Linked DNA regions of Homo sapiens: regions 1 and 3 are each linked to region 2. A link is a loop called in an ENCODE intact Hi-C map of the cell type or tissue named here. Cell type or tissue: psoas muscle. All regions are shown on one strand. Links, peaks and the distances in the headings refer to the core of each region. The heading gives the core; the rest is flanking DNA. Region 1 has its middle 33 kb from the start of SKIL. Region 2 overlaps SLC7A14-AS1 (SLC7A14 antisense RNA 1). Region 3 overlaps SLC7A14 (solute carrier family 7 member 14).

The links. Hi-C counts contacts between places; a loop is a spot of excess contacts. Peaks named below come from ENCODE experiments on the same cell type or tissue, not always from the same donor. Only the 100,000 strongest peaks of a DNase experiment are listed, where the experiment ranks them.
Region 1: it touches region 2 in a loop (2.7-fold over the local background); 12 of 110 quality-filtered maps call a loop at or near these places.
Region 3: it touches region 2 in a loop (2.0-fold over the local background); 28 of 110 quality-filtered maps call a loop at or near these places.

Annotation. Positions count from the first base shown.
Region 1 is chr3:170,318,975-170,329,992 of GRCh38, forward strand. No RefSeq gene overlaps it. Among named protein-coding and RNA genes, the nearest start is that of SKIL, 33 kb to the right of the region's middle. In psoas muscle, for the core only: no CTCF peak of the experiment used is centred there; no DNase peak of the experiment used is centred there.
Region 2 is chr3:170,684,574-170,695,591 of GRCh38, forward strand. All of the region lies in intron 2 of SLC7A14-AS1 (SLC7A14 antisense RNA 1), which reads left to right. Among named protein-coding and RNA genes, the nearest start is that of SLC7A14, 100 kb to the left of the region's middle. RefSeq lists enhancers at 3,918-4,490, 4,491-5,063. In psoas muscle, for the core only: a CTCF peak has its summit at 5,996 (motif pointing left); DNase peaks (open chromatin) are centred at 5,148 and 6,008; H3K27ac peaks cover 387 bases.
Region 3 is chr3:170,540,379-170,551,396 of GRCh38, forward strand. All of the region lies in intron 1 of SLC7A14 (solute carrier family 7 member 14), which reads right to left. All of the region lies in intron 2 of SLC7A14-AS1 (SLC7A14 antisense RNA 1), which reads left to right. Among named protein-coding and RNA genes, the nearest start is that of SLC7A14, 40 kb to the right of the region's middle. In psoas muscle, for the core only: no CTCF peak of the experiment used is centred there; no DNase peak of the experiment used is centred there; H3K27me3 peaks cover 443 bases.

The DNA.
Region 1 (11,018 bases), core at 2,123-10,122, 360 kb before region 2:
CCCCCAGATGGGCCCCGTCATCTTTGATCCAACCTCTGACTTGGAGTTTCAACACGTGGTCTCTGGGCAAGATGGTCGCCTTGAGTAATAGAAAAGATAGAAAGGGAAAGGAAAAGTAGAGAAGGAAAGTATTGCCTGCAGCAGGGTGGGGAAGTCCAAATGATCAGGGAGGCCAGAGAAAGACCCCCTCATTGCAGCGACGCTTTAAAGTTCAGGTGGCTGCGGCTGCTGTCGTTAAGGGGTTTTTCCCAGCAGTCCCGCCAGCTCTCAAGTTTCCCCTTTCAGGAAGGAAAAAGCTCCCATGTCCCACGATCCTGTACAGGCCTAACCCTGTCACCCACAGCCATCAGCAAACAGTGCAAGGCAGATTAATCCAAAGAGAATTGCAGTTAACATCCCATAGTGCTGAACCTGTTCTTAGCCGAGAAGGACTTTACCTAGAGGGGTCTCTAACCCTTTAAATCTTAGAAGGGACTCTAACTCTCCTAAGTTGGGCCTCTAACCCAATCCCATTTTTTTTTTTTTTCTTTGAGACGGAGTCTTGCTCTGTTGCCCAGGCTGGAGTACAGTGGTGTGATCTTGGCTCACTGCAACCTCCACCTCCCGGGTTCAAGCGATTCTCCTGCCTCGGCCTCCCGAGTAGCTGGGACTACAGGCGCCCGCCACCACACCTGGCTTTTTTGTATTTTTAGTAGAGACGGGGTTTCACCACGTTGGCCAGGATGGTCTCAATCTCTTGACCTCGCGTTCCACCCAATCCCATTCTTTACCTGGGTATATGCACCCTACTTACCCAAAGTCAGCCGACTGGTGAGCGCGGATGATTTTCCTTTGGGTCGGGAGTCTCTACAGTATGGTCCCTTTTGTGGTTCGCGAGAAAGATGTTACAGGACCCCAACACTTACCCAAAGGTAGCCGTTGGGTCGCGATTTCTGCACTATAGTCCCTTCTGTAGTCGCCAGAAATATCTTACAGGACAGAAAAATATGTTACAAGAATGGGGTCCCAATCCAGACCCCGAGAGAGTTCTTGGATCTCGCACAAGAATTCAGGGTGAGTCCCTAGTGCGAAGTGAAAGCAAGTTTATTAAGAAAGTAAAGGAATAAAAGAATGGCTACTCTAAGGCTGGGCGCTGTGGCTCACGCCTGTAATCCCAGCACTTTGGGAGGCCGAGGCAGGTGGATCACCCGAGGTCAGGAGTTCGAGACCAGCCTGGCCAACATGATAAAACCCTGGCTCTGCTAAAAATACAAAAATTAGCTGGGCACGGTCGCACACACCTGTAATCCCAGCTACTTGGGAAGCTGAGGCAGGAGAATTGCTTGAGCCCGGTAGACGGAGGTTGCGGTGAGCTGAGATTGCGCCACTGCCCTCCAGCCTGGGCGACAGAGCAAGACTCTGTCTCAAAAAAACAAAAAAGGCTACTCTATAGACCGAGCAGCCCCACAGCCCCGAGGGCTGCTGCTTGTTTATTTTTACAATTATTTTTTGATGATATGTTAAACAAGGGGTGGATTATTCATGTCTCCACTTTTTAGAACATATAGGGTAACTTCCTGACGTTGCCATGGCATTTGTAAACTGTTCTGGCGCTGATGGGAGTGTAACAATGAGGACAACCAGAGGTCACTGTCATCACCATTTTGGTTTTGGTGGGTTTTGGCCGGCTCCTTTACTGCAACCTGTTTTTATCAGCAAGGTCTCTATGACCTGTATTGTGTGCTGACCTCCTATCTCATCCTGTGACTTAGAATGCCTTAACCGTCTGGGAATGCAGCCCAGTAGGTTTCAGCCTTATTTTACCCAGCTCCTATTTAAGATAGAGTTGTTCTGGTTCACCTGCCTCTGACACTATCACCAGGTAGACAGTGTTTGTTAGAAGTGAGTTAAATTGTAGGACACTCAGTTGTTATCCACTGGAGAATTGCTTGGTTGTCGACAGGGGGACATCCCCACACATTCTGGTGACCGGAGGGGAAGTATTCTGTGTTGAGTGTTTTAACTGTGTGAGAGCAGGAAAACACTGTTTTTTTTGTTTTGTTTTGTTTTGTTTTCCCCATCCTTTTCAAAGACTACATTAAACGCTAAGGAGAAAGGTAGTTCAATGAGAAAGGCAGTTTAAAGACTCCAAATAAAAGATAAAGCTAGATATTTCCTATACCATTCCAAAGCTTGCTTTGTCATTGTGCTTATACGGCCTTTCCATGTTTTTAAGTGTTATAACTACATTTTGAAATGAAGATCTGTTTTGATAAAAATATGAAAGCTATAAAGAGAAATATGTATGCAGCCTAAAAGTCGGACTGACCAAAAAATTCTTTAGAGACTTATGTCTTGCCGGGTGTGGTGGCTCACACCTGTAATCCTAGCACTTTGGGAGGCCAAGTCAGGTGGATTGCCTGAGCTCAGGAGTTCAAGACCAGCCTGGGCAACATGGAGAAACCCCGTCTGTACTTAAAAAAAAAAAAAAAAGCCACGCGTGGTGGTGTGTGTCTGTAGTCCCAGCTATTTGGGAAGCTGAGGCATGAGAATTGCTCAAACCCGGGAGGCGGAAGTTGCAGTGAGCCGAGATTGTGCCACCGCACTCCAACCTCGGTGACAGAGCAAGACTCTGTCTCAAAAAAAAAAAAAGAAAAAGAAAAAAGACGTATGTCTTTTGGCTAAGTGGACCTGCAGAAGGAATTATAAGTTATGGAATGATAGAATTTTAAAAGGATATGCTAGGTAGGAAACAAATTCTTCGTTACAGGACTCGACTTATTTGAAATAAGAGGAGAAAAAACAAATGGATGGTTTAAAAGGAAATGTTTGACTGAAGCCTGCTTTCTGTACCCATAGCTACCTGCCCACAAGAATGTGGCTCCCTGGTGACAGCTGCACTAATTATAGAAAAACAAGTTGAGTGGAAGAAGATGAATTATGTAAATTTACATTGACTGAGGATCCTGCTGGAGCATTTAGGAATGTTGATTATTAAGAATAAAGTGAGGATTTTCTTACATTGAAAATCAATGAAAAGAGGAAGGGATAATTTGCTACAGTCTTAGAATAAACTCTGGATCAGCCAAAATATCATTTATTAATGTTACTGTAAATTTGTTGCAGGTGACAGCCATTTTGTGGATTTGAGAGAAACTATCAAGTGGGTTTTAGGCTGCAAATTTACCTTATTTTTTGTTTATATACGAAATGAAAGGTACCAAAAAAGTCACATTTTTTGTAACCCTTGCTGTTATGTAAAATAGAAGTCTCCAACTATCTCTGCTTGGCTTTATGCAGATTTCTTATTTTTAAATATCAACCTAGATTAAAAGCTGATGATTAGAAAATAAAGAATGGAAAGCCAACCTTCCACAAGAAAACATTTTTTTGTGTGTTTCCAAAAATGGTCCATATGAAATCAAACACCTTAATAAACATGCCTAACATGAATCTTTACACCCGTAGAAATGTGACAAACTCAGTTTTAGTGAATATGTTGCAAAAACAAATAAAACTGGTATTTAACATTTTTCTTAGTGAAATATTACTGAACACTTAATTAACGTGCTGTAATTTTAAATGAATCCATTTTCCTACGCAGACACAGTAGAAAAGCAGCTAAATTGTTTCAGTCACCCACTCACTGAACAGACGAAACAAAACATAAACCCAACCATGTATTATTTGTTACATATCAGGAAGGTTAAGGTTCTGCCACAGAAACCGCACAATTCCAGTTCGTAGGGAATGTTCTTTTCTCACTCTGCATCAGATCATCACACTTCCAGTAAGTAGAGAAAGCACTGTTACATCGGGGTCAGAAAACTGTGCTAATGCAAAATGTCCTGTGTTTACTGCCATTTTTAATTCCCAAATACGTATATTTTAGTGACCTACAGTCTAAAACAGAACAGCCAAGCCTTTTTCCAAATGCAGATCTCTCTCACAATTTGCGTTACACAGAAAACCCCTGGGCAGACAAAGGACAGCTTGAGGATACCCCAATGTTCACATTTAGCACTGACACAGCACTTTCATCTGTAACGTGCCTTACAAACATTAACTAATTAAAAGAAACAACACCCTGCAAGGTATTTAGCAGGATGTAAAAATGAAAATCTACAAGCAAGACAGCCAGAATGCATAAATCATGAAGTGTTAAATCAACATGACCTGAAAACCAGCAGGACTCCCTCCCTCTTTTCTTGCCATGACTGTCTTTTGGGAAGGGCCAGAACTTGATTTTATGCCACGCGAAGACGGGGAGGGGGTGATGTCTGGGTGGAGGTGGGTGGGAGGACTGTAATAAAATTCTAAGTATCACATTTGCAAAGGGGAAGTGTTCTACTAACTCAGAGAAGGGGCTTCAAGAATATAACCCTTTTAGAAGTGCCCCAGAGAATACAAAATCAATACAGTGTTTAATTAATCTACTACAGATTGACTTCACATAAAGCAGCCCCAACCAGGAGAGTTCCATGCTGGGAAATCAGACAGATCACGGTTGGAGAGTATGAGTGGCCTGTATAATATGCATTTTTTGTCCTTTCGGGAGATGGAGGAGGGCACCGTGACTGCCCTGTGGTCTGACTGCACAGACTTTGCTCGCTTGCTCTATGAAAGCGTCCTCAGTAGGTAACAGCATTACAAAACAGTAAGTGAAATGAGCTCAGTAGCTTTTAGAAGAGGCAATGAGTGTTGTTCAGAAGAATTTGTGGTTCGGGGCTCTGGAGGAAGAGAAGGATTCTTTGGCCTGATGGAAAGATGACTGAAAAAAAGGAAAAAAAAAAAAAAAGACTGGGATTCTAACTAGTTCTATGACTCCATTTCTTCATGTTTGATATAGTTTAATAAGCTCTACCTCAAAGTAGGTGCTAGAAAATTAAATGAAATGGACGTAAAAGTGCTTAACTGAAAAGTAGATGTTTAATGAGTTGTAATTCACTTCTTACCGCCTTGGGTGTACTGCGGAGATGAGGCAGGTTCAGTTATGTCTCAACCCCAAGAAGTCTGTCATCAGAAGCAGTTCTAGAGGCAGCACTTGTCTCATATATCCGCTAATATCCAGGACCTAATACCTGGGAGCTGTGTTGTCCACCATGGTGGCCATGAGCCACATGTACTACTATTGAGCACTTGCAATGTAGCCAGTCCAAATTGAGATGTGGTGCCACTGTAAACTACATGCTATATTTTGAAGACTTAGTTGAAAAAATGAAAAATATTTCATTTATAATTTTGATGTTGGTTACTTGTTGAAATGAGAATATTTTGGACATACTGGATTAAATATAATATTAAAATTAATTTCACTTTTTTAAAAAATTGTGGCTATGGAAGACTTAAAGTTACACATGAAGCTCACATTTGTGGCTCACATTATGTTTCTATTGGACAGCATTACCCTAGAACATAAGTCTCAAATATATTGGATCACATACTTCATCAGTTTAAAAAAAGTTTTAGAATGCATTCCCAAATATGCCAAATTTTTGTTTATAAAAATACTATATATACATTTGAGAAAGCATGCAAAAATAGAAAGCAAAAAGAATGAAGCTGGGGATGGTGGCGCATACCTGTAATCCCAGCTACTCAGGAGGGTGAAGAGGGAGGATAGCTTGAGCCCAGGAGCTGGAGGCTGCAGTGAGGAATGAATGGGCCACTGCACTCCAGACTGGGCAACAGAGTGAGAACCCAGCTAAAAAAAAAAGAGAATAGAAGTCCTAATATCTTCTTCCCACACCCCGTTGATCATCCTGTGTACCCCTGAGATGTGCACATGCCTCTTTGGAGCTGCTACTTTAGAACTGGCTCTTGATGAGGCAAAAGACCCACCTGTCACACTCCTTTGCCGAGGAGGGAAACTGGGTAATTGGAGAGAATCAAAATTAAAATAAAAATTGCAACAATACATAGATTACACAAGTACAACCAAAGTAAAATAGTACAAATTTAAAAAAAAAAAAAAGGCTGCCTGTAGGCTCCATCTGGCTACAGCTACAGAATTTTGTTTTGGGGATGGGCAAGTGGATGAGGGGCCAAGTAAGAAGTAATGGTTTCTAGCAGGGAAGCTTTTTTAAAGTAGAACATGACATAAAATTGGTTAGACGTCTCTTGTTTGAATGAAAGATTGTGGGAGAGGACTAGGGCAGGCCCCAGTTGCTCCTTGCCACCTTCTCTCACCACGCCCCCTACAGTAAAGAGGGGCGAGCTCTGGGTTTCCAAAGGTTCTTTAAGTGAAGCTATTTTCCTGATTTTCTCAGATGTGGAGGAGAGGTATGGGGGTGGAGAGAAGAAAGTGCTGGGAAAGCAGTAACTGCAACCTGAAAAGGCAGCTGTGTCTATGTTTTCAGGTTCTATGAGCAGAGAAATGCAAGTCCCACTCCATGTAGGGCCCCAAGAGGCAACAAGAACCTTCTGATGAGAGGTTTTAGGGGATGCTAAGATTTGAGGGCAGCAGTGAAAGACTCCTCCCCGCAAGTCTGGCCCAAGAACTGAAGAGATTACAGGCTTGGGCAAGGTGTGGGAACCTATGTGCACTGGGGACCAGAGGGTCTGCCCTGTATATTCAAGAATGCATGAGAACATCTGGGACTCTTGCATGGCCTTAGGGAGAGAGAGAACCCCCAAATCATGACCGATTAATTTCCTGGCAGCAGAATTATTTGAATTAGAGACACATAAAAGTGTGATTTTTAAAATTTAAAATATCTTCTTTTTCTTTTTTGAGACAGAGTCTCACTCTTGTTGCTCAGGCTGGAGTGCAGTGGTGTAGTCTCAGCTCACTGCAACCTCCGCTTCCCTGGTTCAAGCCATTCTCCTGCCTCATCCTGCTGAGCAGCTGGGATTACAGGGGACCACCACCATTCCCGCCCAGCTAATTTTTATTATTTTTTAGTATTTAGTATTTTTAGTAGAGATGGGGTTTCGGCATGTTGGCCAGGCTGGTCTTGAACTCCTGACCTCAGGTGATCCACCCACCTGGGCCTCCCAAAGTTCTGAGATTACAGGCATGAGCCACCGTGCCCAGCCCTGCTATTTCTGAAGTTTCTGTGTTTTACAATTTAAGGACACTTATGGGAGACAAAAATTCAACACTTTTTACATGTATACACACACACACACACACATATACTTTACCTCTCCTCTCTGCCCTCAGCATAGTTATACACCATTTTTGGTTAATGATAAGGTATTTACATTGCTATGATTATGTCAATGCTTTCCATAGCAGAACCAGGTAATGTATTATGATTTTTCCTTTTTCCTTCTTGAGTAACTTTTCGGTTTTTCTTTTTTTTCTTTTCTTTTTTTTTTTTTGGGATGAAGTCTTGCTCTGTAGCCCAGGCTGGAGTGCAGTGGCGTGATCTCAGCTCAGCGCAACCTCCGGCTCCCGGGTTCAAGTGATTCTCCTGCCTCAGCCTTCAGGGTAGCTGGGATTACAGGCGTGCACCACCGCACCCAGCACATTTTTTATATTTTTAATAGAGACGGGGTTTCTCCATGTTAGCCAGGCTGGTCTTGAATTCCCGACCTCAGGCAATTCGCCCACCTCGACTTCCTAACGTGCTAGAATTACAGACATGAGCCACCATGCCTGGCCAACTTTTTGGGTTTTCCTACAGTTAATAAGTACCTTAAAACAAAAATTTTGCTTGGTTTTCTATTTACCTATTTACCAATTCACCATCAAAACGTCTCACTAAATGATAAATCTCTCTCAACATGTTCAAACATTAGGAAATGTGTCATTTTCTGTCACTTCTCATCCTCCTGCGTTAATCTGGACCAGTACATGGTTGTGATTCTGCGGCTTCCCTTCACCATCAGTCTCTGTTTGTCCTCTTTGCTTGCATTTTTCATCCTTGTGGGTTTATGCTTATTTTAGACATTTACTTCCTTTTTTATGAGGGTTCAGAAATGTACAGATATTATTTTTTTGGGGAGGGCTTATCAGGTACTGGAAACATGACATACCCTAGCCTGAGATGATTCCAACTATCTGTATACAGTCAGACTTCACAGTGGAAAGAAATGTCCTTGTAAACTCTAGTAATGCTAATTCTGGTCTACAGATACCAGATTTAAGAAACTCATGACCACTCCTTTTTTAAGTTCTGGAAAGTAGCTCTTAGCTATATGGGAAAGTGAACACTTATGTGGTTGTGGGTCATTCATCTCTAACAACCAAAGGACTCTGTGGCAAAAGTGAGAAATCTGAGTCAAAAACAAACTTTAATGGATTAAGACACATAAAATATGCTCATAAGGACACAGAAAACCAAAACCCAAAAACTCACTTGTCATATTGAGAGGTGACAACGTGCTAGCAGCCCTGGCTCGCTCTTGGTGTCTCCTCGGCCTTGGTGTCTGCTCTGGCCACGCCTGAGGAGCCCTTCAGCCTGCCTCTGCACTGTGGGAGCCCCTCTCTGGGCTGGCCGAGGCCAGAGCTGGCTCCCTCTGCTTGCTGGGAGGTGTGGAGAGAGAGGCGCCCACGGGAACTGGGGCTGCACGTGGCGCTCGCGGGCCAGTGAATTCTGGCTGGGCACAGGCTCAGTGGGCCCTGCACTCAGAGCGGTCCCGGGCAGTGAGTGGCTTAGAACCCAGGCCAGCAGCTGTGGAGGGTGCGCTGGATCCTCCAGCACTGCTGGCCCGCCGGCACCACACTTGAGTTCTTGCCGGGTCTCAGCTGCCTCCCCGTGGGACAGGGCTCGGGACCTACAGCCTGCCATGCCCGAGCCCCCCCACCTCCCGCTCCTGCTCCTGTGCAGCCTGAGTGTCCATGGCGGGCACTGCCCCCTGCTCCATGGCGCTAGATCCCATCAACTGCCCAAGGGCTGAGGGGTGCGGGCGCCCAGCGTGGGACTGGTGAGCAGCTCCGCCAACAGCCCTGGCCCGTAGGATCCACTAGGTGAAGCCAGCTGGGCTCCTCAGTCTAGTGGGGACTTGGAGAACTTTTATGTCTAGCTGTAGGATTGCATATGCACCAGTCAGCACTCTGTGTCTAGCTTGGGTTTCATGGATGCACCAATCAGCACTCTGTATCTAGCTAATCTGATGAGGACTTGGAGAACTTTTATGTCTAGCTGGAGGATTTTAAATGCACCAATCAGCACTTTGTGTTTAGCTCAAGGTTTGTAAATACACCAATCAGCACTCTGTGTCTAGCTCAACGTTTGTAAACGCACAAATCAGCACCCTGTGTCTAGCTCAAGGTTTGTAAACGCACCAATCAGTGCTCTGTGTCTAAATCTAGTGGGGACTTGGAGAACTTTTATGTCTAGCTAGAGGATTGTAAATGCACCAATCAGCACTCTGTGTCTAGCTCAGGGATTGTAAATGCACCAATCAGCACCCTGTCAAAATGGACCAAACAGCTCTCTGTAAAACGGACCAATCATCTCTCTGTAAAATGGACCAATCAGCAGGATGTGGGTGGGGTCAGATAAGGGAATAAAAGCAGGCTGCCCAAGCTAGCAGCAGCAACCAGCTGGCGTCCCCCTTCTGCAATGTCGAAGCTTTGTTCTTTTGCTCCTTGCAGTAACTCTTGCTGCTGCTCACTGTTTGGGTCTGCGCTACCTTTATGAGCTGTAACACTCATCTTGAAGGTCTGCAGGTTCACTCCTGAAGCCAACGAGACTATGAACCCACCGGGAGGGAGGAACAACTCCGGATGGAAGGAAAGAACAACTCCAGACACACTGCCTTTGAGAGCTGCAATGCTCACCATAAAGGTCTGCAGCTTCACTCCTGAAGCCACCGAGACCACGAATCCACCAGAAGGAAGAAACTGTGGACACGTCCAAACATCAGAAGTAACAAACTCCGGACACACCATCTTTAAGAGCTGTAACACTCACCGCAAGGGTCTGCAGCTTCATTCTTGAAGTCAGGGAGACCAAGAACCCACCAATTCTGGACACAATGTTTGGAGGATGTTCACTATCCTGAAAACAGGTAAGCAAAAACAAATAAAACCTCCTTCCTTTCCTGAAAAAAGCTGTGTTTCAAGGTAACCAATAGATGATAAGCAAAAGTTCTTCCTTTTAAAAAATTTCTAGCTAGGAAATGAAGATGAAATAAATGATACTGCAATCCCTAATGAAATAATGGATCCAAGCAATGATCATTAATGGCTGCTAAAACCACTTGCTGAAAACTGATTGGGGAACATTATAATAGATGGATCAGGCTGACAACATCTGAACACACTGATCAATCTTAATATTACAAGAGGGATAAGTAGCTATTATGTGTATCATGTCATGTAAGAGTATACAAAACTGACAATAAAATCTTTTTGCTGGAAAAAAAACCACATGTAATCTGATTAAGTCCCTAGATTTTACTACCATTCTCCATAAATTTTTTCTTAGCAGCTAAAGGGAAAAGAGAGGGAGCCTAAACGTGATAAATTGACATTATAGGGACTCAAAAGGATAATCAAAGTTCAGAATACAACAAATTCTATAAGACAAATGATACAGTTTTTTTTTTGTTTGAGACGGAGTTTTGGTCTGTTGCCCAGGCTGGAGCACAGTGGCACTATTTCGGCTCACTGTAACCTCCATATCCTAGGTTCAAGCGATTCTCCTGCCTCAGCCTCCTGAGTAGCTGGAGCTACAGGTGTGCACCACCACAACCGGCCAATTTTTGTATTTTTAGTAGAGAGCGGGTTTCACAATGTTAGCCAGGCTGGTCTTGAATTCCTGGCCTTAAGTGATCTGCCCACCTCAGCCTCCCAAAGTACTGGGATTACAGGCATGAGCCACAGCACCCTGCGAAATGATAGTTTCTTCCACAAAGTGCAAGAAAAAAGGAGTGCCTGTAGATTAAGGGACGTAAACATACTCAAGCACAGTATGTGAACCTTGATTCAAGCACAGAAACTGTAGAAACAAGCAAATATTTATGAGACAGCCAGGAAATGTGAACACTGGCTAGATATTTGATGATATTATGATATTAAGGAATTATTGTTAATTGTTTAACAATTAAAAGTTATTGTTGGCCAGGCGCAGTGGCTCATGCCT
Region 2 (11,018 bases), core at 1,091-9,090:
GGAGGACCATAAGGGATATAAAGGTTTCACTGAATACTGAGAGCCTGAAAAAATGCTTGGCTGATTTGACTAATAAAGGCTGGTCCGTTATCAGACTGTATAGAGGTGGGAAGGCTAAACTGAGGAATTATGTCTGACAGAAGGGAAGAAATGACTGCGGTGGCCTTCTCAGACCCTGTAGGAAAGGCCTGTACCTATCCAGTGAAAGTGTCTACCTAGACTAAGAGGTATTTTAGTTATCTGACTCAGGGCATGTTGAGTAAAGCTAATTTGCCAGTCCTGGGTGGGGGCAAATTCTCAAGCTTGATGTGTAGGGAAGGCAGGGGGCCTGAATAATCCCTGAGGAGTAGTAGAATAGCAGATGGAACACTGAGAAGTTGTTTCCTTGAGGATAGATTTCCATGATGGAAAGGAAATGAGAGGTTCTGAGAGGCAGGCTAGTGGCTTGTACTATAGCATAGCCTGCCTTTGCTGGAGTGTGGCGATTGGGTCTGGTGGAACTGCCATCAATAAATCAAGCGTGATCAGGGTGAGGAACAGGAAAGAAGGAAATATGGGGAAATGGGGTGAATGTCAGGTGGATCAGAGAGATACAATCATGGGGGTCAGGTGTGGTATCAGGAATAATGTGGGAGGCCAGATTGAAGTCCAGGCCAGGAACAATGATAACTGTGGGACTTAACAAAGAGTGAGTACAGCTGAAGGAGCCGGGGAGCAGAAAGTATATGCATCAGCTATGAGGAAGAAAATAGATTTTGGAAGTTTTGAGAAATGTAGAGAGTGAGTTGAGCATAGTTTGTGATTTTTAGGGCCTCTAAAAGTATTAAAGCAGCGGCAGCTGCTGCACACATACGTGAGGGCTAGGCTAAAACAGTAAGGTCAAGTTGTTTGGACAGAAAGGCTACAGGGTGCGTACCTGGCTCTTGTGTAAGAATTCTGACCACACTAACCATGCCTAGGAAGGAAAGGAGTTGTTGTTTTGTAAGGGATTGAGGTTTGGGAGATTAATCGGACACAATCAGCAGGGAGAGCATGTGTTTTTATGAGAATTATGCCGAGATAGGTAACAGATGAGGATGAAATTTGGGCTTGGCTGAAGTAATGGGGGCTATCTGTGAAGCCTTGCGGCAGTACAGCCCAGGTAATTTGCTGAGCCTAATGGGTGTCAGGGTCAGTCTAAGTGAAAGCGAAGAGAGGCTGGGATGAAGGGTGCAAAGGAATAGTAAAGAAAGCATGTTTGAGATCCAGAACAGAATAATGGGTTGCAGAGGGAGGTACTGAGGATAGGAGAGTATATGGGTTTGGCACCACGGGGTGGATAGGCAAAACAATTTGATTGATAAGGCACAGATTCTGAACTAACCTGTAAGCCTTGGCTGGTTTTAGGACAGGTGAAATGGGGGAATTGTAAGGGGAGTTTATAGGCTTTAAAAGGCCATGCTGTATCAGGCAAGTGATAACAGGCTTTAATCTTTTTAAAGCGTGCTGTGGGATGGGATATTGGCATTGAGGGGGGTAAGGGTGATTAGGTTTTAATGAGATGGTAAGGGGTGCATGATCGGTCGCCAAGGAGGGAGTAGAGGTATCTTATACTTGTGGGTTAAGATGGGGTGATATGAGAGGAGGATGCAAAGGAGGCCTTGAACTGGGGAAAAGGGCAGCAATGACGTGTGGCTGTAGTCTGGGAACAGTCAGGGAAGCAGATAATTTAGTTAAAATGTCTTAGCCTAATAAGGGAACTGGGCAGGTGGGGATAACTAAAAAGGAGTGCTTAAAAGAATATTGTCTAAGTTGGCACCAGAGTTGGGGAGTTTTAACAGGTTTAAAAGCCTGGCCGTCAATACCTACAGCAGTTATGGAAGCAAGGGAAACAGGCCTTTGAAAATAAGGTAATGTGGGGTGGGTAGCCTCCGTATTGATTAAGAAGGGGACGGACTTACTTTCCACTGTGAGAGTTACCCAGAGTGTCTGTAATGGTCTTGTAGGCTTCAGGCGATCTGGCAGTGTCAGTCTTCAGCTGCTAAGCTGAGATCTGGGAAGCAGTTAGTCAAAGAGCCTTGGGCCAGAGTTCCAGAGGCTCTGGGAGTGGCTGCCAGGTGAGCTGAACAGTCTGATTTTCAGTGGGGTCCTGCACAGATGGGACATGGCTTAGGAGGAATCCTGGGCTCTGGGCATTCCTTAGCCCAGTGGCCAGATTTCCAGCACTTGTAGCAAGCTCCTGGGGGAGGAGGTTCTGGAGGAACCCCTGGCCACTGCGGTTCAGGCGTTTGGAGTTCTTGTGTGCTGGAGATGTGGCTGGGGTTTGTCTCACAGTGGAGGCAAGGAATTGCAACTCAGAAATATGTTGCTACTTGGATGCCTCTATTATTGTACACCTTGAAGGTGAGGTTAATTAAGTCGTGTTGTGGGGTTTCAGGGCTGGAATTTAATTTTTCGAGTTTTATTTAATGTTAGGAGCAGATTGGGTAATAAAATGTATATTGAGAATAAGACGGCCTTTTGACATTTTAGGGTTTAGGGCTGTAAAGCGTCTCAGGGATGCTGCCGAATGAGCCATGAACTGGGCTGGGTTTTTCATATTTGATGAAAGAGCCTAAATGCTCACGATTTGGGAGAGGTCTGATAAGGAAAAAGGAGCATTAACCTTGACTATGCCTTTAGCTTCAGCCACCTTTTTAAGAGGAAATTGCTGGGCAGGTGGGGGAGGGCTACTCACGGAATGAAACTGTAAACCGGACCAGGTGTGAGGAGGGGAGGTGATAAAAAGATTATAGGGTGGAGGAGCGGAGGTTGAGGAAGAATTGGGACCTAGCTCGGCCTGGCGAGGAGCAGCCTGGGGAGGAGGGGAAAGGTCAGATGGGTCTGTAGAAAAGGAAGATTAGAAAGACTCAGTGAAGCTTGGGGTTGGGATTGAGGGGACAGGCGGGAGGGAAAAAAGGAAGATTTGGGACGAGTTGCACGGGCACAGAGACTAGGAAGGGACCAATGTGTAAAAGAATGTCTGGTCGTCAGGCACCTCAGACCGTTTGCCTATTTTATGACAAGAATTATTTAGATCTTGCAGGATGGAAAAATTGAAAGTGCCGTTTTCTGGCTATTTGGAACTACTGTCGAGTTTGTATTGGGGTCAAGTGGCATTGCAGAAGAAAATAAGGCATTTAGGTTTTAGGTCAGGTGTGAGTTGAAGAGCTTTTAAGTTTTTGAGAACACAGGCTAAGGGAGAAGAAGGAGGAATGGAAGGTGGAAGGTTGCCCATAGTGAAGGAAGCAAGTCCAGAGAGAAGGGAGAGTAGAGACATGGAGGGAAGGGATTCGGGGGTTCTTACCCTCCAGAAAAGCAGGAAAGGGGTCAGGGCACAGAGATACGAGGTCAGGGCATGGAAATAAAGGATAGGGGTGCAGAGATATAAGAGGTTGGGGCATGGAAATAAGGGATCAGGGTGCAGAGATATAAGTAGTCGGGGCATGGAAATAAGGGATTGGGGTGCAGAGATATGAGGTTGGGGTACTTGCCACTCTCCCAGAAAAGCAGAACTTGCCACTAAGGGTGAAGGAGAAGGGGTTGGGGGTTTCTTGCCCCCCAGAAAGGAGGAGAAGGGGTAGAGACACAGAGAAGGGGTTGGGGTACTTCCCCCTCCCCTAGAAAAGCAGGACTTGCCACTAAGAGTGAAGGAGAAGGGGTCAGGGGTTTCTTGCCCCCCAGAAAGGCAGAGAAGGGGTAGAGACATGGAGAGAAGGGGTTGGGGTACTTGCCCCTCCCCCAGAAAAGCAGGACTTGCCGCTAAGAGTGAAAGACCAAGGCAGGCATCCCTGTGTGGTCTGACACCTCTGAAACCTGAGTGAATAACTAGAGAGGCATCCCTGCAATGATTAAACACCAAGAGAAGGCTGCCTTCCCTAGTCCATGACCGGCGCCGGAGTTTTGGGTCCAAGGATAAAATGTGTCTCCTTTGTCTCTACCAGAAAATGAAAGGAATTGAAATTAAGAGAAGGGAGAGATTGAAGTGTGGCACCAAGATTGAAAGGAGAAAGAGGTTGAGGGATAGTGAGGGAGGTTGGAGAAGAGAGTAAAAAGAGGCTGCTTACCAGATTTGAAATTGGTGAGATGTTTCTTGGGCTGGTCGGTCTGCGGACCTGAGGTCATAGGTGAATCTTTCTCATGGAGCAAAGAGCAGGAGGACAGGGGATTGATCTCTCAAGGGAGGCCCCCCGATCTGAGTCACGGCACCAAATTTCATGCGTGTCCGTGTGAAGAGACCACGAAACAGGCTTTGTGTGAGCAATAAAGCTTTCAATCATCTGGGTGCAGGCAGGCTGAGTCCGAAAAGAGAGTCAGCGAAGGGAGATAGGGGTGGGGCCGTTTTATAAGATTTGGGCAGGTAAAGGAAAATTACAGTCAAAGGGGATTTGTTCTTTGGCGGGCAGGAGTGGGGGTCGCAAGGTGCTCAGTGGGGGTGATTTTTGAGCCAGGATGAGCCAGGAAAAGGACTTTCACAAGGTAATGTCATCACATAAGGCAAGGACCCGCCATTTTCACTTCTTTTGTGGTGGAATATCATCAGTTAAGGCAAGGACCAGCCATTTACACTTCTTTTGTGGTGGAATGTCATCAGTTAAGGTGGGGCAGGGCATATTCACTTCTTTTGTGATTCTTCAGTTACTTCAGGCCATCTGGGCATATACATGTAAGTCACAGGGGATGTGATGGCTTGGCTTGGACTCAGAGGCCTGACAGGGACCACACGTGTGCAGTGCACCACTATGCCCAGCTAAGTTTTTTATTTTTAGAGACGAGGTTTGCTATGTTGCCCAGGCTTGTTTCCAACTCCTGAGCTCAAGTGATCTTCCCACCTTGGTCTCCCAACGTGCTCGGATTACAGGCATGAACCATCTTGCCCAGACCCATCCCTTGTTTTTTTACCTATCAGATGAACTCTCTTTGTTCCCCATGTAGAGGCAGAGACTATTACCAGTGACATTCCAGTTCATTTCCTTTTTCAAATTCTTTTCTGGATTGCTTCTCTTCCTTTTAACAAAGAGGGAAAGTACAGTTCAGTGGGGGCAGGAGACATGGGCCTAGCAGGCAGTCTGTGCCACCAGGCTGTCAGCATTAGGACTAAGTCTCTCACAGACATTCTAGAGCTGCCCCTGGGGCTTTGCCTGCTTTGGCCTCAGGACAAGTGATCAGTGAAGAGCATTCCAAGGAGTTGAGTCTACCCTTCAAGATTCCTTACATATTTTCTGGAAAAAAAAAAAAAAAACACTTGGTGCCTTCAGATTCATATGCAAAGGACCTCTGTGCAAATGAAAAGCCTAGTAATTATCAAGAATACGTATCATAATTTTACAATTTAAAATATTTACTTAGCACTTTAAAGTCTTGAAACAAATTATTGCCTTAGGTTGTGTTTTTTAAAATAGTGAAATAGTTTAGGTATTTAAGTTCTAGCCCTCGCAGTAAGCTATTTTTATATTGATTTTTATCTGTGCCAAATATGGTGCTAATAGCAAGCAATGGGGGAGAGTATTATGTGTCTATTGACACTGCATGAAGTATAAGTTCACCATTATTGTGTCTACACTTATAGCATGGATTTGCCCAGTGCTGCTGAAAGGATGCCCAAGGATGTCTTTCTCCTGAATGAAGTCTCAGTGGCATGGCAGTTTGGGAAACGTTGGCCTAAAACAGAAAACGTCTTCCCAGGTGTGGGGGTGTTAGAGCAGCAGAACAATGCAAGGAACTTCAAAACTCCTGATGCCCAGACTATACCCTAGTTAGACCAACTGAGTCAGAATTCCCCGGGGTGGGCGAGACTTGAGTGAGAACCTACTGTTAGGAGAAAATATGTCTTCTCTCATTGTTTCCATTTCCCCCTTGTTCTGGGCTCTGTGGGCAGGAGAGTGGGAAAAATAAAAAAGAGGATGAAGTGGGGCCTTTAAAATGTCTTGGAGAATAACCACCACCACCACAGGAAGTGCAGGGACCCCGCTCCCCCTAGTGGCGGTGTGCCGGAGGCAGCTGGAAGTGCCTGGCCGGCCTGGCCGGCCTGGGCGTTATGTGTGTTAGGAAAGCCGTGTGTCTTCTGCAGGCTTCCTTTTTATAAAATGTGTATTCTATTTATGCGTATTTATTTAAATTTTATTATGTTTACCTATTTATTTATTGTTTATAAATATATGCTTTCTGTATTTTTGTATTTTATGTTTATATAAAGGTGTCCACTGTGGAGCTCTCTAACATGTTCTGAGTCTAGAGGAGGCAGGTGAAGGTGAAGGCCACACGGTGACCCCAGATGCTGTTCCCTGGGTGGGATCTGATGCCTTATTCTGAAAACGTGGGGCACAGTGGCCTGGCTTTCAGAGCAGATCTGACCTTGGAGTGGATTGGTCCCCATCCCTTCAACACACACATATACACATTTCCCCAGTTCCTGCAGAGCAAAGATATGCCTGCTCCTTGATAAAACTTCAGCATTGGTCCTGGTCATTTTTCCCATAAGACTTCAACCAGGATCCTTTTGTGTCTTTCTCCTTGTGTTTAAAGCCAACCACATGTATTTTGACATGTGGACCTTTTGTACAAAAAGCCGTGATATCCTTTATCCCCACTTGGGTAATATTTCCTGCCCTGGGATGCGACGTGGGGTAGAGGGAGGGTGAATTCTGTCCTGAGGCTGCTGTGCCATATTCTGCTTGTTTGATTGGGCTTCTGCAACCTCTACTAAGAAATATACACTGCAAAGCAAGGTGAAGGGCAACAGCCCTGAGCACCACTTCTAGCAGGTGCGGAGAGAGATTCACAGCACCTGGCCCATGTGTCTTCCCACTCAGATACCAGTGGAGGCCCACGCACCATATGTCTGGATACCTAAAAGTTTTACATCAAGCTAAGAGACTGATGAATTAATATGTTCCGTCCTCCTACTTTTCATAAATATGTGTAAAGATCTGAGAGGCCAAGCTCAGCTGCAGCCTTCTTGGACTTCTCAGAGTTCTCCCCAGAATGTGATGACCTGGGACAGCTAGGGATCCCCACTGGCAGCCCACTCACCCTCTTTTCCCATCCCCTGGCTTCATCCGACCCCACAAGGAGCCTCCTGCACATAGGCACACTGGCTTCCCTATCCAAGCCCTGTCCACACGAGCTTGTAAACAGCCTCCTTTTGGGGACCACAGGGGCCTAGACAGATTTATAATGGTAGCATAGTCTCCATGTGGAAGATGGAGATGTAGAAGAGTCCTGTGTAGGTCTGGAGACATGTGAGCAAAGAATTACTGCATCTCAAGTATCTGGAATGTGGAGAGAAGGGAAGAAATGGGTTCTGGATGGGCTCATTCCATTTTCATCGCTATACAAAGAAGGATTTTTAAATTTTTTATGTTGGAATAATTTTAGATTTACAGAAAAGTCACACATATAAGCAAAGAGAATTCCTGTATACCCCTCACCCAGTTTCTCCCATTGTTAATGTCTTACATTACCATGGTACATTTGTCAAAACTAAGAGCCCATTATTGGTACGTAACTGTTATCTAAATTCCAGACATTCTTCAGACTTCACCAGTGTTCCTATTGATGACCTGTTACTTACTATTCTAGTATCTGATCCAGGACACTACATTGCATTTAGTTGCCATGTCTCTCCATTTGCTTCTGGCCTATGACAGTCTTCAGTCTTTCCTTGTTTTTTGTGACCCTGACAGGCTTTAGGAATGCTGTCCAGGTATCCTGTAGGATGTCTCCTAATCTGGGTTTGTCTGATTATTTTGCTTATGATTAGACTGGGGTTATGGAAGGAACACTGCAGAGGTGAAGTGCCCTGTTTCTGTCCATGCGGGCTGCTGTGCTTTCCATCTCAGGTACAATGGTTCCCTGCAGAGGTCCAAACTCAAATGTCTTCAAAAGCCAGGCAGGTAATACAACTGAGGTGAAGAAGTGGAAAAGAGCAGGATCAAATGACAGAAAGAAACAAAGGGCAGTGGCAAAGCTGAGAGTGCTTCCTCAACTGAAAGGGCTGCAAATTCATGTTTTGTCTACAATACTCTGCTGGTCAAATCAAACATTCTGTAGGTTGGCTCAGGCTCCTCCACGGTAAAAACTTGGTGCCATACTCTTAAGCATATACGGTCATACAGACAAGACCGAGGCTAGTCTTTCTGGGCTATACTAACCCTTTTCTCATGTCAGCAGCTTTTGTCCTGAATGTAGCTCCTTGGTAACATTTCCTTGGAAAGATCTGAAAAAGAGCCTTCACTTGGAAGCCAAGAGCTCTTGATCCCAGCAGGTTACTCACTTGTCAGTGTCCATGTAGCTGACTCACCTTAGGCCTAGATGTTAGAATCCATTTTCTTACCAACCTCACACAGTTATAGTGCAACATGAGTCATTTGTTGCACTTCTATGAATGAGTTATTGAGCATTTCTATACATGCATTTATATATCAATCAAGATAGGCTAGGTTACGCTGCGGTAAAAAAACAACCCCCAGGTCTCAGTGGCTTAACATTACAAGTTTCACTAGGATGAACATACATTGTCAAATTGTGCCTGTTGTCCCTTTTACCCTCAAAATGATCCAGTTTGAAATCCTAGTTCTCCATGATACTACATGTCCAAAGCAAGTCAGAAGAAGGGTATGAAGACTCAAGCTGGCAGAGGCATCATCTTGACACGTTTTCACCAACATTTGGCAGTGGGAAGGGAGTGTAGCAAATTGCACATCAACTTTTAAGGCTTCCACTTACAAACATTAACTGTAGCTAATCACATGGCCAAATCTAGCTTCCAAGGAGGAAGTGAAGTTCAATGTCTAGAAAATGAAAGCCAGAAATAATTTGTGAATAATACTAACAACTGGATCGGTTAGGATCAAATGTTTCATGTGAAAATCATCAAAACCATAATGGTATTTGGCAACTGTCAATGAAGATGATGTTTATAAATGCTTCAGCTGATTTTGTCAATGTGGAGATTAATTTTATATGTCTACTTGACTGGCTTAAGGGATGTCCAGGTGGCAGGTAAAACAATATTTCTGGGTGTATCTCTGAGGATGTTTCCAGAAAAGATTAGCATTCGAATCAGTGGACTAAGTAAAGAAGCTCTGCCCTCACCAATGTGAGTGGGTGCCATTCAATAGTTTGAAGGCCTGAACAGAATAAAAAGGCAGAGGAAGAGTGAATTCATTTCCTCTGTTTGAGGTGGGACCTTCGTTTTCTCCTGTCCTCAGGCATCAGCGCTCTTGGTTCTCAGGCCTTCAGACTTGGGCTAAATCATATCACCAGCTTTTCTGGTTCTCCAGCTTGCAGATGGCAGATCATGGGACCTCTTGGCCTCCATAACCGTGCGAGCCAATTTGCATAATGAGTCCCTCTCATCTCTCTCTGTCTCTGTCATCTAATTATCTGTCTCTTAGTGGTTCTGTTTGTCTGGAGTACCCTGACTAATACACTTGGGAATATTTATCGTGTTACCCTTATAGGCCATGTTTCCTACTCCCAACACACGCACTGGATATTATGAAAAGGAGGTGCTCTGGGACTCCATCTCTTTGTGGCCTTGAGTTGGCTTCTGCTCATCTCTGCCCATATCTCACTCATGATACCACGCTGCATTCAAATTCCTTCACCATAGTTCTTTCTATTTCTTCATCCATTTTTGGTTATTCTTGATTTTTAAGAGTGGTAAGGCATTTCACTTATACCCTTTCTCTCTGGCCATAACTTGTCAGATAGAAAAATATCTTTTTCAAATTTATCCCAGCCATGGAAACTCCTGTTCTTTAAGATTTTTCTCAATGCAGTATAGACAGTTTACACCAAGCATTTTACAAAATATGTTTTAATAGGCCGGGTGTGATGGCTCACACCTGTAATCCCAGCACTGTGGGAGGCCGAGGTGGGTGGATCACAAGGTCAGGAGATCAAGACCAGTCTGAACAACATGGTGAAACCCTGTCTCTACTAAAATTACAAAAATTAGCCAGGTGTGGTAGTGCACACCTGTAATCCCAGCTACTCAGGAGGCTGAGGCAGGAAAATTGCTTGAAACCAGGAGGCGGAGGTTGCAGTGAGCTGAGATTGTGCCACTGCACTCCAGCCTGGGTGACAGAGACTCCGTCTCAAATATATATATATATATATATATATATATATATATATATATGTTTTAATAAACAACTATTTTGTTTTGTTTTGACACGGAGTCTCGCTCTGTCACCCAGGCTGGAGTGCAGTGGCACGATCTCAGCTCACTGCAAGCTCTGCCTCCCAGTTCACGCCATTCTCTTGCCTCAGCCTCCTGAGTAGCTGGGACTACAGGCGCCTGCCACCACGCCCAGCTAATTTTTTGTATTTTTTTTTTTTAGTAGAGATGGGGTTTCACCATGTTAGCCAGGATGGTTTTGATCTCCTGACCTCGTGATCCGCCCACCTCAGCATCCCAAAGTGCTGGGATTACAGGCATGAGCCATTGCGCCCAGCCAATAAACAACTGTTTTAATGAACAGTTTGTTCAGAAAACAAATGCAATATTTAGACCACAAGAAGTATGAATCCTGCTACTGCCCTCTGCTTTAGTTAGGCCACATCTGGAGCCCTCTGGTCAGCTGAAGCCCCACACTTAAAAGGTGGCCTTTCAGTGGATCAGGAGCGGAATGTCTAATATAAAGAAGTATGTTGGAAATGTGATTTAAATAGGAATGGGAATATGTAGGAGGCTGGCAGTGTGTGCCAAAGTAAGTACAGTGCAAACGTGATAGGAGTTAACATGGTCCCTGTCACTAAATATTTGAAGTGCCCAATGGAGTGTTGTCCTGGTATAATACTTTAGGGTGGTGCCACAACTTCTGTGGTTGTTACTTCCATTTATCTTAATTGCTGTTGTTTCTTTGAAGGATTTCTGATTTTATTCAATTGGCTCATTGTTCAATGTATAAAAAGAAAGGATTTTTTAAAAGGCACTGGAAAATTTCCTTTACTACTGATTTCAGAAACTGATGATGAATGGCTTTTGCAGA
Region 3 (11,018 bases), core at 1,313-9,312, 140 kb before region 2:
CCAATCAGAGCAGTGAAAATCTCATAAATCATAGAGGATGCAACATAAAAGGTATATTTTTGATTTTTAGTTTGCTTCTTTTTTTTTTTTCATCTGGCAGGAAAATAGTTGAGACTTTTGACAGTCTGGGAATTTAAAACGTTTTTGGAAAAATAGAGATTTGCATCGCCCAGGAGTGCACTGTTCATTTCTAGCTTCTGGTGTCTCCTTTGAGGATGGTGCTGCACAGGCCCTCAGGGTACATTTTGGATCCATGGTCCAGAGAATTCTTCTCTGAGGCAGGTTCCTTTCCTATCATCATGTCTTTCCGTTAGGAAATCTGAAAGCTAGGAGAACATCTTTCAATGCTAACAGCCCTTGCTCACAAAGGAATGCCAGATGTTGTCTGGTGACTTTTTAAATGAATATCCAGCCTTCAAGCTATTCAACTGATTAGTGCTTGCTTCTAAACTGTTGAGTTAAAATTTTTCCAGACTGCAAGCTCTTAAGTTTGAATGTATTCCTCATAGAGCCAGGTAAGGAACAATTGTTTATGTGAATATAAATATTCAATAATATGTAAAAATATATCAGTTATCACTAATATTCAAGGAAATGCCAAGAAAAGGAGATGTTTTCACTTATTGACATGGCAAAGGTTAAAAAAATAAAAGTACTCTTTGCTAGTGGGATGTCAAAGAAAGGATACATCCACACAGTGATAGTGGGAATATAAACTGATATAAATGTTTTTGGAAAGTAACTACATCATGTGGAAATTATCAGGTGCAGAAAAAGATTTATTTCAAGGGCATTAATTGTAATATTACTCACAGTGGTAAAAGTTGGAGACAACCTACATTTCTCAATATGGTGACACAGTTAAATGGATTATCAGGCACTCAAAGAATAAAATATTAAGCAACTGTTAAAATATTGTTTAAAAATAATACTTATTGGCCAGGTGTTATGGTTCACACCTGTAATCCCAGCACTTTGGGAAGCCAAGGTGGGAGGATCACTTGAGGCCAGGAGTTCAAGACCAGCCTGGGCAGCATAGCAAGATCCCATCTCTATCAAAAGAAAAAAAAATAAGGTGGCATGGTGGCACACCTGTAGTCCTAGCTACTTAGAAGGCTGACACAGGAGGATTGCTTGAGCCCAGGAGTTTGAGGCTGCAGTGAGCTGTGATTTACACACCACTTACTCCAGTTTGGGTCATAGAGCAAGACCTTGTCTCCAAAAAGGTAATGTGTAATTACATGAGAAATTACTCAGGATAAATTAAAACAACTACAGCAATAAAAAATATGATTTAATTTTATTCTCTTCTAAAGGCAGTATGGTAAAATGTTAAAAATGGGGAATCTATGAGTGGTGGGATTAGGAATGATATCTATTAGATTGGTGCAAGAGTAATTGCAATTAAAATTGCAAAAAACCACAGTTACTCTTGCACCAACCTAATATTTTTATCTTTTCTGTGGTCAGGATCTATTCCTTTAAAATCAGAAAAGAATTATGTAACTAAAACCCCAAACAAAACACAGAAGCTCCCAGAATAACGTGCATGCTCCTGTTCCTGATCATGCAGAAATATCCTCGGTTTTTGTAGTTATGCTTCTACGCATCTCCGTTACGGTGAACTGTTTTAGGGTCTGTAGCCTCCACTGAATTAGATTTGCCTAAATTATCATTAGCTTTCTTTCCACTTTGGAGATACAATTTTTTAGGCCTAGGGAAAGCTCTTACTTGGTTACAGAATCAGCTTTAAAACAGCAGAATCGAATCACCAGGAGCCAAGAGGCAGGATTCTCCCAGTTGCTACACAAAGCTCGAGCCAACATCTTTACTGGAAAGATGGAATCTGCCCCTGAAGCAAAGACCTCAGTTTCGTGACATTGGTTTCTAATAGCTTGGTTTTCTTTCTCCTCTCATTGACTCTCCCAGAGGCAACTAATTGTGTTAATTTCATGGACTGTCCTAAGAATTCTAAGTATCCTCAACAGGTCCATCTCACAAAACTAGCAAGTAAAAGCACCCACCGGCACCAGGCCACTCTATAGCTACTCTCTCCTGGACTGTGTCTGCTCTCTCACAGCTTGTCAACCATTGGCCTTCCCCATTCTGCCTCTTGCATGTCCCTTGCCACTACAGCTCCTTTTGCTGAGGTCATCAACAGCTACCATTTTGCTAAATCCAATGAACATATTTCAAGCCTTCATCTCTCTCACTTGGCCCATCTCAAGCACTCAGTGTTGTTCAAGTCCTCCTTCTTAAAAAGATTTGGATTTCGTCTCACAACAGTGAAAGCCGTGGGTTGTGTGTGCATGTCCACATGCAAGGTTGACGGTGACCTCATATCATTCTTTTAGGAATAAGCTATTCTGATTTTTTCTTCTTTAGTATAAGAAGATTTCAAAAGATCTTCGGAAGGACATGTCCTTTAGAAGATTTTTAATGCTGCTACATTTTCAGTCCTTAACGTGGTTTCTACTACTAGATGAAATCACAGAGTGATATTTAGATGTGAGTATGCAGAGGACAGTGTGAGTCATCATCAAGAATCCAGTTTGCCATGATGCCTAGAATCTCTTTGCTGAAAGAGTGATCTAGAAGGGGAAAGAGGTTTAACCTGAAAAAGAAATGGGAAACTCTGCTTGACAAACCTGAACAAGAATAAAAATATTCCTTAAAGCAGAGGGCTAGATGGTTTATAAACTTTCAGGTCTATCTGGACTGTTGGGTCATCTTTGCTCTTTGAGTCACGTGTGGGGTTGACCTGTCTGAGACAGTCACTCTCTCAGATCTGAAGCTCAGGTTGATGACATAAAATCCCTGTGCCAAGCCAGGCTGCTGGACCTGCTACTATTGTTTTATGCCTCCTCCGGAAGAGAGGGCCAAGATGCCTAGTGTCTCGAACCAGCCCAAGGAGAGGCCATTTTACTATGCTCTGCGTTAAAGAGATCCATGAGGTCACGGTCCCTCTGTCTTTAAGAAGCACAGTCTCCACCGGGTGCAGTGGCTTACTCCTGTAATCCCAGCACTTTGGGAGGCTGAGGTGGGCAGGTCACCTGAGGTTGGGAGTTTGAGACCAGCCTGACCAACATGGAGAAACCCAGTCTCTACTAAAAATACAAAATTAGCTGGGAGTGGTGGCGCATGCTTGTAATCCCAGCTACTCGGGAGGCTGAGGCAGGAGAATCGCTTGAACCCCAGAGGTTGTAGTGAGCCGAGATCGCCCCATTGCACTCCAGCCTGGGCAACAAGAGTGAAACTCCATCTCAAAAGAAAAAAAACAAAAACAAAAACAAAAAGAACCACAGTCTCTCCAGGACCAAGAGGGTTGGGAAAGGGGATGGGCTAAACTGCATTTTCTTTCTTTCTTTCTTTCTTTTTTTTTTTTTTTTGAGATGGAGTCTTGCTCTGTTGCCCAGGCTGGAGTGCAGTGGTGTGATCTCTGCTCACCACAATCTCCACCTCCTGGGTTCAAGTGATTCTCTTGCCTCAGCCTCCCAAGTAGCTGGGACTACAGGCATGTGCCACCATGCCTGGCTAATTTTTGTATTTTTAGTAGAGACAGGGTTTCACTATGTTGGCCTGGCTGGTCTCGAACTCCTGACCTTGTGATCCACCCGCCTCAGTCCTGCAAAGTGCTGGGATTACAGGCATGAGCCACCACACCCGGGCCTGCATTTTCTATTTAGACATCTGAAGAGTATTTTAATAAATAAGCCTCCACATTCGGAGCCTAGTATTGAGCGTGCTTAATTTGTATTGCCTGTCATAGGTGAGAGTTGGTAGATCCTCCCTGCCTGTGATTTGGGTCTGGCCAGGGTCCCCATTCTATTCACTTAGTGAGAAATCTCCAAATAAAAAGGGGTGAACTCCTCTCGGGACACATTACAGGACTGAAAGAGCCTCATTTTTCTGAACTCTGGGTGTCACTCTGTTGCAAGCAGAAAAAAGGTAAAATAGACACACACACACAGACACACACACAAAAGAGAAGAGCCTCTTTTTGGGAGGCTAAAAACTGAGAGATTAAAAGGCTATATATCTGAGATCCAAATTATAGTGCTTAAACAAGCCTAGATAATCCTCGCCTAAATAACAGTGTCACTTATATGATGCTTACTATGTACCTGCCATGATTTTAACTGATTTATATGCAGTTCTTGATTTATGATAAGGTACCTGATAAACCCATCATAAGTTTAAAATGTCCCAAGTTGAAAGTACATGACTGACTGGGACCTGTGGCTCACAGCCACTTCCCAGCATTGTAGGAGAAGTATGGTTTCTACTGAATGTGTATCATGTCTGCACCATAAAAGTGGAAATGTCATTAAGTAGAACCATCTTAAGTTAGGGCTGTCTGTATATTCTAACAACAACCCTGTGAGAGAGATACTATTTTTAACCACTCCCAAGGTAAAGATGAGGAAACTGAGGCACAGAGCAGTTAACATTTGTTAAAAGTGACACAGCTGCTGTCAGAGCTGGCACATGACTCCATTCAGAGCAGATTAGGGACTGGACTGTAGGGCAGCACTGTCTAGTAGACATTCTGTGATGATGAAAATATTTTCTGTGCGGTCTAATACAGTGGCCACTAGCTACATGTGGCTATTGAACACTTGAAATGTGTCTAGTGCAACTGAAGAACTGAATTTTACATTTAAATTTAATTTTAATTAATTTGAATTTAAATAGTCACATGTGGCCAGTGGCTATTATACTGTACAGCATAGCTGCAGAGTCTGCGCTTCATAAATTTTAGAAACAACACCAGAAAGGTGTGGTATCCTTTACAGAAGAGGACATTGGGTGTCAGGCTAGCTGGAGAATTTATCCAAGTCTCTGAAGCTAGCATTGGAAGAGCCAGGATGCCAGCTTCCGTGGCCATGTGCTCTGGTCACCAGCAGTGAACGCCTCCCCCAACCCCTCTGCCATCTACTCTTGGCTCTTCATCTCTTTCCAAATTGGATCTGAAAGCCTATCTTTTCTCCTTCACCCTTATCCAGAGTCTTTTTCCCTTCCTCTATTATTAATGTAGTAACAGGAGAACAGTGGTTGGTGATGAACATCATGCTACATGTGTGGATGATGTGGGCTGTCCCTGTAGAGTTTAATTGGCCAAATTGGAAGAGCTTAACTTGGTATCAAGCATATACTCATTCTTAACATCCTTAAGACCTTATCCCAAACTACTCTTTGCTGTCTCTTTCTTCCTATTATTTTTCCCTCCACCCTACCCTGGTTCTCCCATCACTGGTAACAAAACATATGCCATATAAACAAAAGTGCCTTTGGCTAAAGGTCCTAAAGTTATAGCCACCTCAATCTTTGCTATTTAATTTTAAGTCTTCTTCTCCTGCCAAGAAAACTTTTCAATTAGGTTCACATTAGCTGATATTATTATTAAAGAAAAGATATTTAATTATTTATGGCTTGGGAGACTGTCACTTTTTCCTAAGCACAGTTTTGAATAAACCAACTTTATGTTAACTCATAGTAAGCTGAGCACAGTGCCTTGTGGCCAGCAGCCTCCCAAAAACTGTTAACATTTTATGGAGTTGCCTTCCTCTGCTGCCCTTTAATGACTTAGGACTTATCTGAGCAGGAAACCCTGCTTTAACCACTGGACATGAACAAAGAAAACAGAAGTGTATCTAACCAAGAAAAACCAAATTGAAATACTGGTCTACCAGGCAATCCTTTTTGGCATTAGAAGAGAAGAAATTCTGTTACTTTGTCAGCTAGCAGGCTGCCCATCTAATCACAAATGGTGATCTTATCTCAGCTGGAGATGAAGACTCACCCAGCTCTCAGACAGAAGCAGACAGAATCTAATGTTACCTGGTGGAGAGGAGCACACCAGGATTTCCAGTGACCTGGAAAGTAGGAGTCTGTTGGAAAGCAGGTTGATAAATGACTGAGGGGAACTTTTTTTAGGACAGTGAAAACTATGCAGAGAAAGGGCATTTGTGTTGGGGTCTCCTTGATGCTTCCAATTTCCCTGTGACACACCCTGGACTTGGTAGGTCTCAATGGTGATTGACCCATGCCAGTAAAGCCAACCTGCTGGTACTTAAACTATCCAGAACCTTGATATAGTGTTTCCATTTCCACTGACTTGTTTAACGGGAAAAAGTTTATATGGTGGTATGAACAGAGAAGGAGAAAGAGATAAGAAGGAATTTTATAATTTCTCAAGATATGAAACCTAGCATTGTACTTTTAAACAGAAGTTCTTCCTGCTCCCAAACAATCAGATCTCCAAGCTGCCTCCTGGAGTAATCCCACTGTCAACCCATGCTGGTCCCCTGTGCTCCGACTTTCAGAGCAACTGAGGGGAGGCCCTTCATACTGATGGACAGCTTGCCTTAGAGGGTGATTTGATCAGTCTTTCACGTCTCCAGTTATTTTTTTTCTCCCTACAGGGTGCACTTGAATTGGTATTGTTGGTGAGAGCTGTGGCACCGTGAACAACATCACATGCAGGTAGATGATGGACAGGTCTTCTTGGTCTGTCAGGCCAGTCTCCAAGGGCTCACAGCCCTTATACACATTAGAATCACCTGGGGAGCTTTTAAAAATAATAATGTCCAGCCATATTTCCAAGAGATTTATATTGAATTGGTCTGAGTGGGAACCTGGCATCAGAGACATCAGAAGCCTTCCCAGGTGATTCTAATGTGCAGCCATGGCTGGGTCTACCTGGATGGAGATGTAAGATTGTCAAGACACCATACCCCTTCCCCTCTTTCCCTTCCTTCTTCTCCTTTTCCTCTCTCTTCCTTTTCATTCTCTTCACTGTGTCCTGCAGATTCTATGAGCCAAATAGAGTAGTTTCCACCTTCTGAAGTGGAGGGTTTTGTTTTCTTTTATGAAAAGAAAATATTTTTTATCTCCTATAAACAAAAAATATATACCAATTGTAAATAAAGTCGACCCTTGAACAACACTGGGGCTAGGGGTGCCAACCCCTGTGCAGCCTAAAATCTGCATATAACTTTTGACTCTCCAAAAACTTAACTACTAATAGCCTACTGTTGACCAGAAGCCTTACCAACACCATAAATGGTCAACACATATTTTGTATGTCATATATATTATATACTGTATTCTTACAATAAAATAAGCTAGAGAAGAAAATGTAATTATTAAGAAAATAATAAGAAATAGAAAATATATTTTCTATTCAGTGAAAGTGGATCATCATAAATATTTTCATCTTCATAGTCTTTGTGTTGAGTAGTCTGAGGAGGAGGAGGAAGAGGAGGGGTTGGTCTTACTCTCTCAGGGGTAGCAAAGGTGGAAGAGGTGAAGGAGGTGGAAGAAATACATATCACAAAACTGAGATATTATTTTATGACCTTTTTAAAACCTAATGTATCAGCGATATCACATATCCAAGAGAGTATATGTCATCTGTGTCATCTTAAAGAGCTGCAGGATTGTTCATTTTATGTACAACGATGGTTTAATTGCCTTTTAATGGAAATTGAAGCTATTCTCATTATTTTTTTCTCATAAGCAATGCTACGGTGGACATATATTTTGCAGACCTGCCTATGTAATTCCTTAGGCTAAGCTCCTTGGAGGGGAGTTACCAAGTTAATGGGCATGCATGTTTTATGTTCTAGTGCCCTTTGCCAGACTGCCCTCTCAAAAGATTGTGCCAGTTTCACCACTCTTCAGTAGAATATGTCTTTGCCCATTTCCATATGAAGAAGTATTAATTTTTCATCAATCTTGGTAATCTTTGAATTTGGCAGCTCCCACAAAATAAAAATACATTTGTGCAATATGATTTAAGCTACATTTACCAAGTGCCTTATATGTGCTGGGAGCTAAGGATACCAGAACAGATAAGCCAGGACTCTTCCTTCAAGGTTCTTTCAATTCTCCTACCCAGTGCTTCTAGGTATTTTAACAGACATTAAAAAAAAAATCACTGGAAGTGGAGCCTGTGGCTTAAATAAATAAACACAAACCCACCTGGGAATCTTGTGAAAATGCAGTTTCTGCCTCCTTAGGTCTAGAATGGGGCCTGAGATTCTACTAAGAAGCTTCCAGAAGATGCCTCTACCTGTGCTGCAGTTGGTTTGCATCTAGCAGTGAGGCTCTGCCCCACCTCTGGGTCTTCACAGTAGCTGCTGCTTCTGTTTTATTCTTCCCCACTCTTTGCCTAGCTTAGTTGTTCCCATGCCTGGCTGCACTTGAGAATCAACTGGGAAACTTAACAAAATAAAAGCACAGATGCAGCTCCTCAGGCTCTTTCATGGAGCTTCTGAGTCCACATCTCTGGGAGTGGAATTCAAGAATCAGTATTTTAAAGAAAACCGTTAGACCATATTTTTGCAATTCCTGGTTAGGCTGCTCTGACTAACCCTTCAGGTCTCACTCTGAGCATCACTTCTCATCTGTGAATGAGTTTAGATCCTATGTCACCACTATAAACTTTTATTATAGCACTCTGCACTTTTCCTTTGGAGCACGTTATGTAATAAATTAATTAATTGTGTCATTATTCATTAGAGTCTGTGTCTCTTTTAGTTTCTGAGTTCCATGAAGGCAGAGTGTGTCTGTTGTGGGCACTGTAGTGTCCCTGATACCAAGTCAGGATCTGCTGGTAAGTAGGTGGCACTTGGGACATAGAAATAAATAAATGAATAGACATAAAACACTATAAATATTTTCACATTTGATTATCATGAGTCTGTAAGACAGGAAATGTAGGCATTAATATCCTCATCTTACAGACACAAAAAGAGAGGTTTGGAGAGAGAGAAAGTGACTAGTTCAATATAATACAGGCTGAATCCAGACTGGGACACCGGCCTTCTTCTTTTTTTTTTTTTTTTTTTGAGACGGAGTCTTGCTCTGTTGCCAGACTAGAGTGCAGTGGCACGATCTTGGCTCACTGCAACCGCTGCCTCCCGGGTTCAAGCAATTCCCTTTCCTCAGCCTCCTGAGTAGCTGGGACTACAGGCGCGCACCACCACACCTGGCTAACATTTTGTATTTTTGTAGAGACAGGGTTTCACCATGTTGGCCAGGATGGTCTCAATCTCCCGACCTTGTGATTGCACCCGCCTCGGCCTCCCAAAGTGCTGGGATTACAGACGTGAGCCACCACGCCCAGCCTTTTGAATGGTGGGCCAATCCCCTCTCTGCAATCCAGGCTGCTCCTCTATAGCTCTTATATAAGCCCAAGCTGAGGAAGTTTGTTTAAATATCGCCAGTGTGACACTTATGACCGCAGAAATTAAAAATGCTAACAGTTAGAGCTACCCGATGCCCTGGGGAGAGGCACTTTGCTTGAACAGTGACACGAAGATTGCATCCTTTGAGAATAAACAATGGTTCCCCAGGTCACCTCCACATTTTACTTTTTTAACATAAGCAGGGGAGAAAACATATCTAGATCAATCAGCTAAAAATCACCTCTCAAACCATGGAGGCATGGGGAAACTGAATGACAGTGAGGATGGAAAGCAATTTAAACTCTTTACAAGTAAATCTTTATAATTCCAGGGGCAGAGGTCTGATGGGTGAAAGCTTTAGTCTAGGGAAATGCCAAAAGCTGTGGCTGCTGTGGTTTTATCTGTTTGTAATTTTATGTGCAGAGGGGAAAAGAGGAAGACCCTGAGCTATAATTAAATGATGGTTGTGATTGGACATGTGTGTGTAATGAAGGGTTGACCTGAAAATAAGTCAGTGGTCCTCAATTCTATTAGCCTTAATGCCACCTTTTTAACAGCACACGTTGCATTATAAATGTGATGGGGCATTCTGCCCATTTCTAAGCTGAAATGAAGTTCATAGATAATATAACCAACCCACAAACATTATTCAAGAAAAATCAATATAGTGCACTTACTATAATATGAAGAAGAACTAGAAGGCAATTAATTTGTAGTAAAAAATACTCTTTAAGCTGTAAATGCACAAGAATGATATAATGAAATACTTAAACTTGCATCTATGCATAGAGTCACTGAGATCTCAATAGCCATAAACCGTAAAGTGTGGGTGTTGGTGATTCAAATACTACTGCACAGGGTTTGTGGTGAAGTGGTTTTTTGAAATGGTAAACGACTCTTGTAATCTTTCAAACTAAACCTAATGCCATCTTTCCTTGAATTTTTTTTTTTTTTTTTTTTTTTTTGGTGACAGAGTTTCGCTTTTGTCGCCCAGGCTGGAGTGCAATGGTGTGATCTCGGCTCACTGCAACCTCCGCCTCCCAGGTTCAAGCAATTCTCCTGCCTCAGCCTCCTGAGTAGCTGGGATTACAGGTTCCTGCCACCATGCCTGAATAATTTTTATATTTTTAGTAGAGACGGGGTTTCACCATGTTGGCCAGGCTGGTCTCGAACTCCTGACCTCAGGTGATCTGCCTGCCTAGGCCTCCCAAAGTGCTGGGATTACAGGCATGAGACACCGCGCCCAACCATCTTTCCTTGATTTGTATATTGGTTGCCTTTCTGAAAAATTCAGCACATATATTTTTTAAAAGCGAAGTGTAATCCACATACTATAAAATTCATCCTTTTAAAGTATATATTTCAGTGTTTTTTTAGTACAGTATATTCACAGAATTGTGAAACTATCACACTGATTTAATTTTAGAACATTGTAATTACCCCCTCAAAAATCCCATACCCATGAGCAGTTACTCTCCATTGCTCCTCCCCCAACTCCTGGTAACCACTAATCTACTTTCTTTCTTTATGGATTTGCCTATGTTGGACATTTCACATAAATTCAGTAATATTATATGTGGCCTTTTGTATCTGGCTTCTTTCACTTATCATAACGTTGTCAAAGTTCATCCATGTTGTATCACATATCAGAACTTCATTTCTGTTTTATGGCTGAATAATATCCCATTATATGGCTATACCATATTTTGTTCACTCATTCATAGTATTCAGTTGATACCATTTGGATTGTTTCCACTTTTTGGATATTATGAATAATGTTGCTGTGAGCATTCGTGTACAGATTTTTGTGTGGACATTCGTTTT